Regions from separate parts of the Homo sapiens genome. Here region 1 is linked to region 2. Evidence: chromatin loops called from intact Hi-C (ENCODE). Cell type or tissue: dorsolateral prefrontal cortex. All regions are shown on one strand. Links, peaks and the distances in the headings refer to the core of each region. The heading gives the core; the rest is flanking DNA.

Evidence for each region. Peaks named below come from ENCODE experiments on the same cell type or tissue, not always from the same donor. Only the 100,000 strongest peaks of a DNase experiment are listed, where the experiment ranks them.
Region 1: it touches region 2 in a loop (2.1-fold over the local background); 2 of 110 quality-filtered maps call a loop at or near these places.

What each region holds. Positions count from the first base shown.
Region 1 is chr17:70,182,090-70,187,477 of GRCh38, forward strand. No RefSeq gene overlaps it. Among named protein-coding and RNA genes, the nearest start is that of KCNJ2, 15 kb to the left of the region's middle. In dorsolateral prefrontal cortex, for the core only: no CTCF peak of the experiment used is centred there; a DNase peak (open chromatin) is centred at 3,377; H3K4me3 peaks cover 863 bases; H3K27ac peaks cover 3,678 bases.
Region 2 is chr17:70,262,519-70,267,906 of GRCh38, forward strand. No RefSeq gene overlaps it. Among named protein-coding and RNA genes, the nearest start is that of KCNJ2, 96 kb to the left of the region's middle. In dorsolateral prefrontal cortex, for the core only: no CTCF peak of the experiment used is centred there; no DNase peak of the experiment used is centred there; H3K27ac peaks cover 1,632 bases.

The sequences.
Region 1 (5,388 bases), core at 320-5,319, 80 kb before region 2:
GATTTTATAAAAAGAGAAATATCTAATTACAAGGTAGTACCTGCAAAGCACAAGTAGAATAAGAATATCAGAGTGCCTGGCTTAGGAACTGGGTGTCCAACTGTCCTGATTTGCCTGGGACTCAGGGATTTTCTAGCGTGCAAGACTTTCAGTGCTGAAACTGGAAAAGCTCTGGGCAAACCAGGGGAGTTGGTCATCCTCCTTTGGAAAGTAGAGAAGTAGAATGGCTGGGGGAAAGGGGAAGACCCAGTAGATAAGAATTCGCAAGGGAGGAATTGAAGCAAGGTAAACCAGAGGCAGCACGTGAGTGTTACTAAACAGAATAATAATGGTGAATAATTACTTAGGAAGTGGCTCTCTCCAACTAACTGAAATTTGTCACCTCAAGGGCATTTTTTTTGTTTTGGAGGAATGGTTTTCTAAAATATTATACAATTATCTGCCTTATTCAAAAGATGATATATATTATTTAACATTTCCTTATGTGACTCAAGCTAATATGTGCACCTCTTTCTGATGGGATATGCTTTTTAATCTTTTTTTATCACGAAACCAGCAGCTAATATTTTGTCCACTGCCAGAAGTCCCCTAGTGCTAGTTTGTTTTCTGCTTCTTATTCTCTGGGTCAAATAAATCAGATCAACCCATTATGATATAGATTATTGTATCATATATGTCATAGCATATATGATGAGTTTATCATATATCGTCATATCATATATAATATAGATTATCAGAGAGGATATCACATAATCCTCTATGACTAATATCATACGTAATAGCAGGGAGGTTCAGAAGGCCCAGAGGAGACACAAATGACCTGGCTTCTGCGCAGGTTTTATATTCATTGTACTGATTTTCGGAGATCTTTTTTATTTCAGGTTTGAGATTATATTCGGAGAGGTTGAGGCCATTAAGGAATTTGACTTTAGAAAATTCTATTCAACTCAACCAAAAATTTGTTAAGCGATTATAATGTAATACTGGGCACTCAGAGTTTTCTTTATGGACTTGGTCTCCAATCAGTCACAACTTAGAAAATGGGTGGTATGGTTATATATTTATTTTGTCTTAAAAACTAAGAAAAGTAACTGGGTTTTAGATATAAAAAGTTTGTATAGAACAGTAACTACCAATTACTGAGTACTTAGGATCTATTAGGCACTGTACAGACACACTGTTCTTTTCCTCCATGTGTGGACATCTTCATTTGGAAGATTAAATATCTTTGCAGGGAGGTCACTGTGGATTCAAGTGTTTTTGAAACACCCTATTGGGAATCGTTTTCAGTGCACCTCATTTAAATATTTTATTTGTGACAAAATTTTTTATAACTTTTTGGTTAAGGTTAAATTCTATGTTTAGAAAAATCCAGAACTCAATCAGAACCACATTTAAGTGACAAAGTTGGATAATTAAGATCGCAAATATCATGTCCTACAAAACAATCAATGAGTGACTATAAAGAACATGTAATTAGTGAGATGGTTTGGTTGTTTAATTGTCAATGGTTCTGATTTGGCTCAAATGACCCAGGAGGCTTTACAAAATATGCTGCACCGGGAGAGTGGACTTGGATTAAGTAAGCAACCTTCTGCTATGATAACTTGGAAGGACATCTCAAATGTCTATAAATAATCTTACCTGGCTTAAAAAACTCCTTTCTCTCTCTCTCTCTCTCTCTCTCTCTCTCGCTTTCTTTCCCTCTCACTTTCTTTTCTAATTCATGATGGTAACTTCTACCTTTTGTTTTGATTTTTACCCTTGAATTCTAGATAAACTATCTGCAAACGTTCACATTAATGTGGAAGTTTGGTGAGACAAACCTGTTTTCTCAACTTCATAATATCTTAAAATTAAAATATGTAAGACCTTTAAAATATAATACATACCATTTTCTTCCCCTCCTAGCCTCCTTCTAGCCACTTCTCTTGAAACCATTTGCCATATATCAGTAACAGTAACCTTAAAATCAACTTAGTTAAAAAACAACTATTTACAAACATAATACTTGTATAGACACACAGTCATAATCAGAAGACATCACTTTATAATCTATATTTTTTTACTCTTACAATGGAAATTCTATAGGTAAAACAGTCCCTCAAGGAAAAATTAAATGTTTGTATATATTTGGTTTGGTTTTGATAGACTGCTTTCTGACAACAAACATACACACCCAAGCAAGCTTCTACTGCTATGAAAATTATGGAATTGTGAGGTAAAAATGTTATGACAATTTCTTGGTTTAGGGAAATGTGAGAAAATTAAGCATAGAGAAACTCCAATGCCAGAGACATTTCAAAAATAGCATGTATGTTCTCCTTCCTCCATCCTTTCCTTCCTTCCTCCCTCTCTCCCTCCTTCCCTCCCTTCTTCCTTCCTTCCCTGTTTCCTTGTTTCCCTTCCTTCTCTTCCTCCCTTCCCCTCCCCTCCCCCTCCCTCTCCCCTCCCCTCCCCCTCCCTCTCCCCTCCCCTCCCTCCCTCCCTCCCTTCCTTCTTCCTTCCTTCCTTTTTTTCTCTTCCCTTGCTTCTTCTTTCCTCCTTCCTTCCCTCCTTCTCTTCCTACCTTCCGCTTCCCTTCTCTCCTCTTTTCTTCCTTCTTCCCACACATTTGTAATTCTCTATCATTTGCCTGCCACTCTGTTTGTTGTTGCTGTAATTAGTAGTGCTCACAAGTGACTCTTAATAAAGTTACAATAATAAAGCATGGTTACCTAATGCAATGTTTAACCTAAAATTTGAAAGTGTTTCTTCTTACAGTTTAAGTTGGTTTTGTAAGGACTTTGCTCCGGTGAACCCTGTTCTTTCCCTCCCTCCTGCTAAATGACTGCTCTGACCCCGTATTCTGCTGCGATTAGTTCTGTGAATCATCTTCGCCTCAGCATTTCCCCAGTCCTGACACATGGACAGAAAGACATCCCTTGGCAAACATTCAATCTAGTACAACAAACAAATGAATCAAGTCTCAGCCTTTGTCATTTTACTTGGATTTTGTTTTTTTACATTTTTGCTAATACAGTTTTACATCTAAAGTCCCAGTTAAGCAGCTCTTCATTTGGTCCTGCAAACAGAGTGTCTCGTCGAATAGTATATAGGAGGTTCCTTTACATTAGGAACTTTCTCATAAAAACAGATTATTTACCAAGAGAGAAATTTCAAAGGCAAGTATACACACATTTCTAACAAAACACTCTCGGCAAAAGCACTGTCAGATGGCAACCATATATGACAAAATGAGGGAAAGTTGAATGAACATGTCAGAGGTTTTCTTCAGTCCTATCATGAGTTCTTTTGGTGGCCATAAGGTCAACAAAGCACTCCTCCCTGCCTTTTCCAGGGAGGAGCTGAAGTGGCAGCCAGCATCACTTGGGCACACTCAGTCAATGAGGCAGCTGAATAAGATGCCCCCGAGTTGCCATAGAAACTGGAAGAAGCAGAGAAGCACCTTCTCCTGCACACTCTTTAATTTCATCTGAGTGACTTTGTTTAAGAACCAAAAATAAAAAGTGCACAAGGATGTAATTATATAAAAAGCTGTGTTCGATTATAAATACAGTATGTACTTTTGCCTCAGTCTACAGCTCACCTCTCCCTTCCATTTCGAGGCATTTGAACCATTCAAGGAGGAGTCTTCACTTCAGCTTTAATTGAAATGAGGCCCAGATTTACCAAGACAGGGGAGCGAGACTTTCTGCATTTCTATCTTTCCCTGGTTCACATTTGACGTCTGCATGTGGAGTCTTTTATAACAAAGTCTATTTCCAGGGGATCTTCATATCGGGCCATCTGGGTTCACCAGGGCTTACTGAAATTGCTCTGCCTTTTGGCATTTGTAGTCTAAAACATCGTATAGGTTTATGATCATTTTGCAGGATAATAAAAAGAGGTGGACAGGAGAATGCCAAAAAAGCAATTAGTGGAGAAGGGCAACAAAATCCTTTTTTAAAGAAATCCTGTTGCTACTTGCAATAAACAGCTAGTTTCACAATAGAGCAGGATGGGAGGAGAGTACCTCAACAGTGGTCCCATTGCAGTGTTCACCTGGGGGAAATTGTTCAGAATTTAGAGGGTCTACCTCTGGTCTTTACACCTTCCTGAAGGGCTGATGGGTTAAATTTGCTGGAAGAAAATGACACATCTTCTTTCTAGTATCCTTTAGTGAAACAGGGCAATCCTGAACCTGCATGAATCCTGGCATGATTTGAAATGTACTTGCTCTTAGGTTCCTACTTCCTGCTAGTGATTTGCATGAAGTTGAGTGCAATATAGAATTTACTTAAAAAGGAAAATGCAAAGGTACAAGGTGTGTCCAATGAGCAAAAATGCAATCCTATGTGTTCTTCGTGAATATGCCTTGTCTGTTCTCTTGATTTGGAGGACTACACATGAGAACCCGAGACTGAGACTTTCTGCAAGGCAAATAAGTCTTTTGTATAAGTAAAATATGAAAGGATTTTTCCCTTTTTGGAAAGCTGGCAGCCTGCAGGTAAAAAATGTGGCTGGTTCAGCTAGTGCTGTTTGTAAAACTAGACTGGCCATGTTTCTTAAATGCCTACTGAAACCAGTTACATGCTTGCAAGCAAAAAAAGAAAGAAAAATAATGGAACTGAAGAACGTCCTTGGCTGTTTAAGGTTGGAAAATTTTACTTAAATGAATCTAGAATTTCCAGATCTTTTTACCTAGAGGTACATAACAACCACAAAAGGAGTTTCCTCAAATATAGCTTTAAATGTCAGCCGTGTCCTCTTCCTGGCTTTGAGTTCAGATGTATTGTTTCTGGTGTTTTGTTTTGTTTTATTGTTGATTGTTTTTGGTTTTTGCCTCACATCAACCCACGATGAAAACTCAACTCCTCTTAGAGTTTTTCCAAAATAACATGAAAATGCATTATTAAGAAATGTTGGTTTTATAGAAAATTTTATATGGAAGACAGAAGAGGGGTTCTCTGCACACCCTCCACGTGAAACATCAAACTTATCTTGCAAGTTGGATTTCTACAGGGATTTCGTTCTCTTATCTCTCACCACCAAGAGTGAGATTTACTCTTTTTACCTTTTGAAATCCAATAAGGTGCTGGGCAAAACAAGGGACCCTGTGGTTAGCAAGGCCCTTGTTGTTAGAAATGGTCAGCTTTAAAATGCCACAGATTAAAGAAAAATTATACAATAACTGTGCCACTAAGATGCATAAAGTAATAAAGTTTAAATAACACAGTCCAGCATTTGCCTCCAGTCTCAAAAGCTCAAAAGTCTGATTCCATCAGCACATCTGGCCCTAGGAGCCAGATGTATGGACTTAAAATATTTATTTACAATGAGAAGTATGAATGCTAAAGGAACCACACACTTGAAGACTACAGTCAGTGTATGTTCACTGTCTGTGAA
Region 2 (5,388 bases), core at 208-5,207:
TAAAAAAAATTAATCCCCTCAAATTTCATTGGTTACACAGTGCCTACAGAATATTTGCTATTTTTTTAAATCAAACTACTTATTTCAGATAGAACTCTTAGTCACAAGAGGTTCAAACCACCTCATACTTTTCCATAATGACATATTTTACTGTGCAGATTTATAAATTGAATTATAACTAATGAATGTAATAAAATAAAAATTACTCATATGATATTGTACTCCAATAAAATAGGTGAGTGTATTTTTCTAATATTTTTATCAAGACTATCTAACAAAAGAATTAAGACCCCTCATTAAGTAATAAATGAACTAAGGCTGACTAATGCTTAGCAAATATCTGGCTTATTAATTGAAACTTTTACTATAATAACGATATTAATTTCACCTAATATTACTGATCATTTACTATATGATAGGCATATGCTATGTGCTTTTAATGCATTTCCCCCACTGAATATACTGAATGTACAGAGTTATTGTGGAGAGATGGGAAATGTATATACCTTCAAGTCAGAAGACCTGAGTCTGAGGTTCAAAAACAGTCATGTGTCACATAACATTTCAGTCAACCACAAACCACATATACAATGAAGTTCCATAAGATTATAATGCCATACTTCTACTCTAATTTTTCTCTGTTTACATACATAAATAGTTGCCATTGTATTACAATTGCCTACAGTATTCAGTACAGTAACATGCTGAATGCTGATTACCATTTGTAAGCTAAAAGCAACAGGCCATACTATACAGCCTAGGTGTGTAGGAGGTTATGACATACAGATTTGTGTAAGTACACTCTATGATGTTCACACAACGATAAAATCACCTAACAATGCATTTCTCAGAATGCATCTTTGTCATTAAGCAATGCATGACTGTACTTAGTTTACAAATCCCTTAAATACTTAAAATTGTTGTCTCCTTGGCTGGGCAACACGGTGAAACCCTGTCTCCACTAAAATACAAAAAATTAGCCAGGTATTGCATCGTGCACCTGTAATCCCAGCTACTTGGGAGGCTGAGACAGGAGAATTGCTTGAACCTGGGAAGCAGAGGTTGCAGTGAGCCGAGACTGCGCCACTGCACTCCAGCCTGGGCGACAGAGCGAGACTCCGTCTCAAAAAAAAAAAAAAAAAAAAAAAAAAAAAAAAAAAAAGAAGAAGAAAATAATAAAGCAAATCCCACTTACATCCCAAGGTCAATGCACAGACTCCCATGGGAAAGAGTGAGCTGCATTTGTATGGTACTTCAGAGAGTTAAAGAAATTTCACGTAAGCTACTTACTTCCAGTTTATTGCTTTTTCCACTATAGGACAAGTAGCCATCTTCTTTTAGGAGCATGGGGTCTTAGGTAATATGATTTAGCATATCCATGTAGGTCCTAAAACAATGGTTATTTTCCACCTGAATTGGTATTATTTTCATCAATATAATCCCCTCTAAGAAAATTGTCCTGTGGATCTTTTTGTTAATTCTTTCTTTCTCTTTCTCCCTTTCTTCCTTTCTTCCCTTCTTCCTTCCTCCCTTCCTGCCTTCCTGCCTGCCGCCTTCCTGCCTTTCTTTCTTTCTTTCTTTCTTTCTTTCTTTCTTTTTTCTTTCTTTCTTTCTTTCTTTCTTTCTTTCTTTCTTTCTTTCTTTCTTTCTTTCTTTCTTTCCTTTCATTTCCTTCCTTCCTTCCTTTTCTTTCTCTCTCCTTCCTTCCTTCCTTTCTTCCTTCCTTCCCCCCTCTCTCTCTCTCCCTCTCTCTCTCTCTCCTCTCCCCCCACCCCCCTTAGCCAGGCCCATAGCCCAGGCTGGCATGATCTTGGCTCACTGCAACCTCCATCTCCCTGGCTCAATGCATCCACCCACCTCGGCTTCACAAAGTGCTGAGATTACAGACATGAGCCACCATGGCTGGCTTGTGAATGCTTTCTTCTACCCATTGAAGAGTCAGTATGCAGTCTTCTTGATGCCAGGACAAACAGCAGAAAGTCAAGGAAAATCATATGCGTCAAGTCACTTAAACAAATAAATGGCAACTATAGGAAAAACTAAAGCCACATGGCACGATGAGATCTAACTGGAATCTCACACAGAACAAGTAATTTTGCCTGAGGAAGGTAACTTCACTAGAAGACTTACTTCCCATATCAGTTTGCTAGGACTGGGATAACAAACTACTACAGACTGGGTGGTTTAAGGAGCAGAAATTAATTTCCTCTGAATTCTGGAGGCTAGATGTCTGAGACTGAGGTGTCATAGGGTCAGCTTCTTCTGAGGCCTCTTGCCATGGCTAGAAGATGGCCATCTTCTCATTGTGTCCTCACATAGTTGTCCCTTCACCTGTATTTTCTGCGTCCTCATCTCTCTTCTAATAAAGATACCAATCATAATAGATTAGTGCCCACGCTAACGACCTCATTTAACCTTGATTACCTATTTCAAGACTCTGCCTCCAAATATAGTTACCTTCCGAGATATTGAGAATTAGGACTTCAACATAGGAATTTTGCAGGGACACAATTCAGCCCATAACACCCCCAAAATGATGCCTTATTTATTAGTCTGGGTTTATAACTTTATATTTCTTCTCACTAACATTAGGAGGTTCTTGACTCACCATGTGCTATTGAACATTAGATGAAACATTGGATTATAAATATAGCTCATGTTGCAATGATGCCAGGCAACGATGTGTGCCGCTGAACAGTCATCTCAGTAAACTAAAGTGCATGCGAGATGTTCCTTTCAGGATTTATTGTTTGGAGAACAAGTGGAAATTCTGTTTGATGAGAACTTGGAGCAAACGCTTTCTCCAGTGCTGACCTGGATCCTATTCTTGGCAATGCTCAGAGAGAAGAAGAGGATAGATACATCACTGAGATGTTGACCCAACAAGCATTCTTGTCAGCTACCTTCATCAGAATTGAAACCACATCTGAAGTCTCTCCACAGAAGGTATACCACCGTGTGGAAGCCAGGCATAGTGACCCTGGTTGCAGTGCCTTCCACTTAAAAGCACCAGTGCCTCTCAACATCTTCCTCTGCTATTTACGGTTACCAAAGAGGAATATATTTACTTTTTGCAGATTGTTCTGCTGTGTTCTCTTTTCTGTCTTACTCACACTTTACTGGAAAGAAAAAAAAAAAAATCATGCTTCAAGAGCTTCCCCTCTCCAGTCACCCAAAATAGGAATTTCTATCATTTTGCAGTTTCCAAACAGCAGCAGATCAGAATCTGTTTATTCTGCACCCTGAGGAACAGAACAAGTCAGACTGTGACTGTGTCTCATTAATTTTTTCTGTAATTTCAAAGAAGAAATGGAAGAGAAGAATCAGGCTTTAGGCTATGCAAAAATTGTTCAGCATGGTAAATAAATCAGCCCGAATCTATTAAAGCTCTTTTGGGCTACAACAAAGCAAGCTTGCAAACTGATGGTTGTATCCCTGAATTTGGTAAAGAGTTGCATAACACATCAGGTAGGCCAAAAAAGCACTGATAAATCAGTCTTTACTAAACATAAAACAACTTGGCAAAGTTGAAAAAGAAAAGGAAGAAGCTGAAACGTGTGCATGAAATTTCCACATTAAAAACTCATTGGTCTTGCCTGGATCCTGATGCAATTTGAAAGGAAACAGACAATTCTATAATTTTAGCAAAAATATTTATGGTACAGTATACAAGTTCACCAAAACATTCTCTCCCAAGTTCTTTTAAGAATCAGCATTCCTTACCCCAGCGGAGAAGCTGCTAAAACAAATTTATTTTTTGTTCATTTCAGAACTTTCTGGATTCTAACTATGAAAAACACAAATGCTTCAACCCTTCCCACCCCCATCACCATCAAAGAACTCTGTGACCACATGTCCTTCCCTATTTCTTTATACCACATATTAGAGACGAACATGTGGCTTGACATACATGATCTTTGTAATCCAGATCAGTTGGCTAGCAGTTCAAAGATAAGGTCAACAATCAGGTTCCAGCTCTAGGAGAAAAAATAAGGAATTTAAATTTATGGTTTTAACTTCTGGCCCTGTGAAATCTCCGGAAACTCCAGATTTTGCAATATTTGGAAATAAGAATGTTTCCATAATATTTGCATATTTGCAAATACAAATGTGATGTGTATACAGTATTTGGAAAAGTATATGTAAATTTATATGATGAATACATAAAATAAATATATAAGTGAATTATTATTTACATCATACTAGGCTATTGTAAAGTTTGGATTAAAGAGAAAAAGGTATGTGGAAAATTAAATTCATTTATTGGTTCATTCATTCAAACATTCGGCAAGCATTTATTGAGGGTTTATTTTTTGCCCTGCAGGGTCACAACGATCAACTTGAAGACTCTGCCCCCAAAGAATTCAGAATATAATGAGGGAGCTAGATGTGCCAGTTGATGTTTAGCAATCACTGTGTTAATGCTGGGATAGAAGGATGTACCATGGTGTGATGAGGGAACTAAGGAGAACAGATTAAAGCCAGTCAGGCCTGTAATCCCAGCACTTTGGGAGGCCGAGGTGGGTGGATCACTTGAGGTCAGGAGCTCGAGACTGGCCTGGCCAAGATGGTGAAACCCCGCCTCTACTAAAAATACAAAAATTAGCCAGACGTGGTGGATACCTGTAGTCCCAGCTACTTGGGAGGCTGAGGCAGGAGAATCACTTGAACCCAGGAGGCAGAGGTTTCAGTGAGCCGAGCTCACACCACTGCACTCCAGACTGGGTGACAGAGCGATTCTGTCTCAAACAAACAAACAAATAAATAAATAAATAAATAAAGTCAGGAAAATTTTAACACCTTAAGAAAAGTCCTTGATTTTTAATGTTTAAAAATTGACAAAGGCTAATTTTAATCAAACAAGGGAGAAATAAAAATCAATAGTTCTCCTTGGAACTTCTCTTATAATTCTCACATTTTTATACCTCTCATCAAGAACATCTCTGGTCAGAAGCAAAACTAATTTTCATTTATGTTGTGGACAGTTTTTAAAGTGGTTCCTAGTTATTCCCACTCTTGGTACTATACCCACTTCATATCCCCTTCCCCTTAAATGTGAGGGGAACCTGTGATTTGCTTATAATAGTACACAGCAAAGGTGATGGGCTATCACTTCCAAAATTATAGTATTTAAGCTGATTTATAAGTTGTCTTGCTAGAAGACTGTATTCACTACTAGCTTCAATAAAGGAAGCTGCTATATTTTAAGCTACCCTACAGAGAAACTCACACAAGAAAGAAATGAGGGTAACCTCTAGCCAATAGCCTGCAAAAACTGAGGCCCACTGTCCACCCTCAACAAGTGACTGAATTTTGCCAACAACCACATGTGCACGGAATGGGATCCCTCTCCGAATGAACCTTGGAATTAAACTGCAGCCCCAGCAA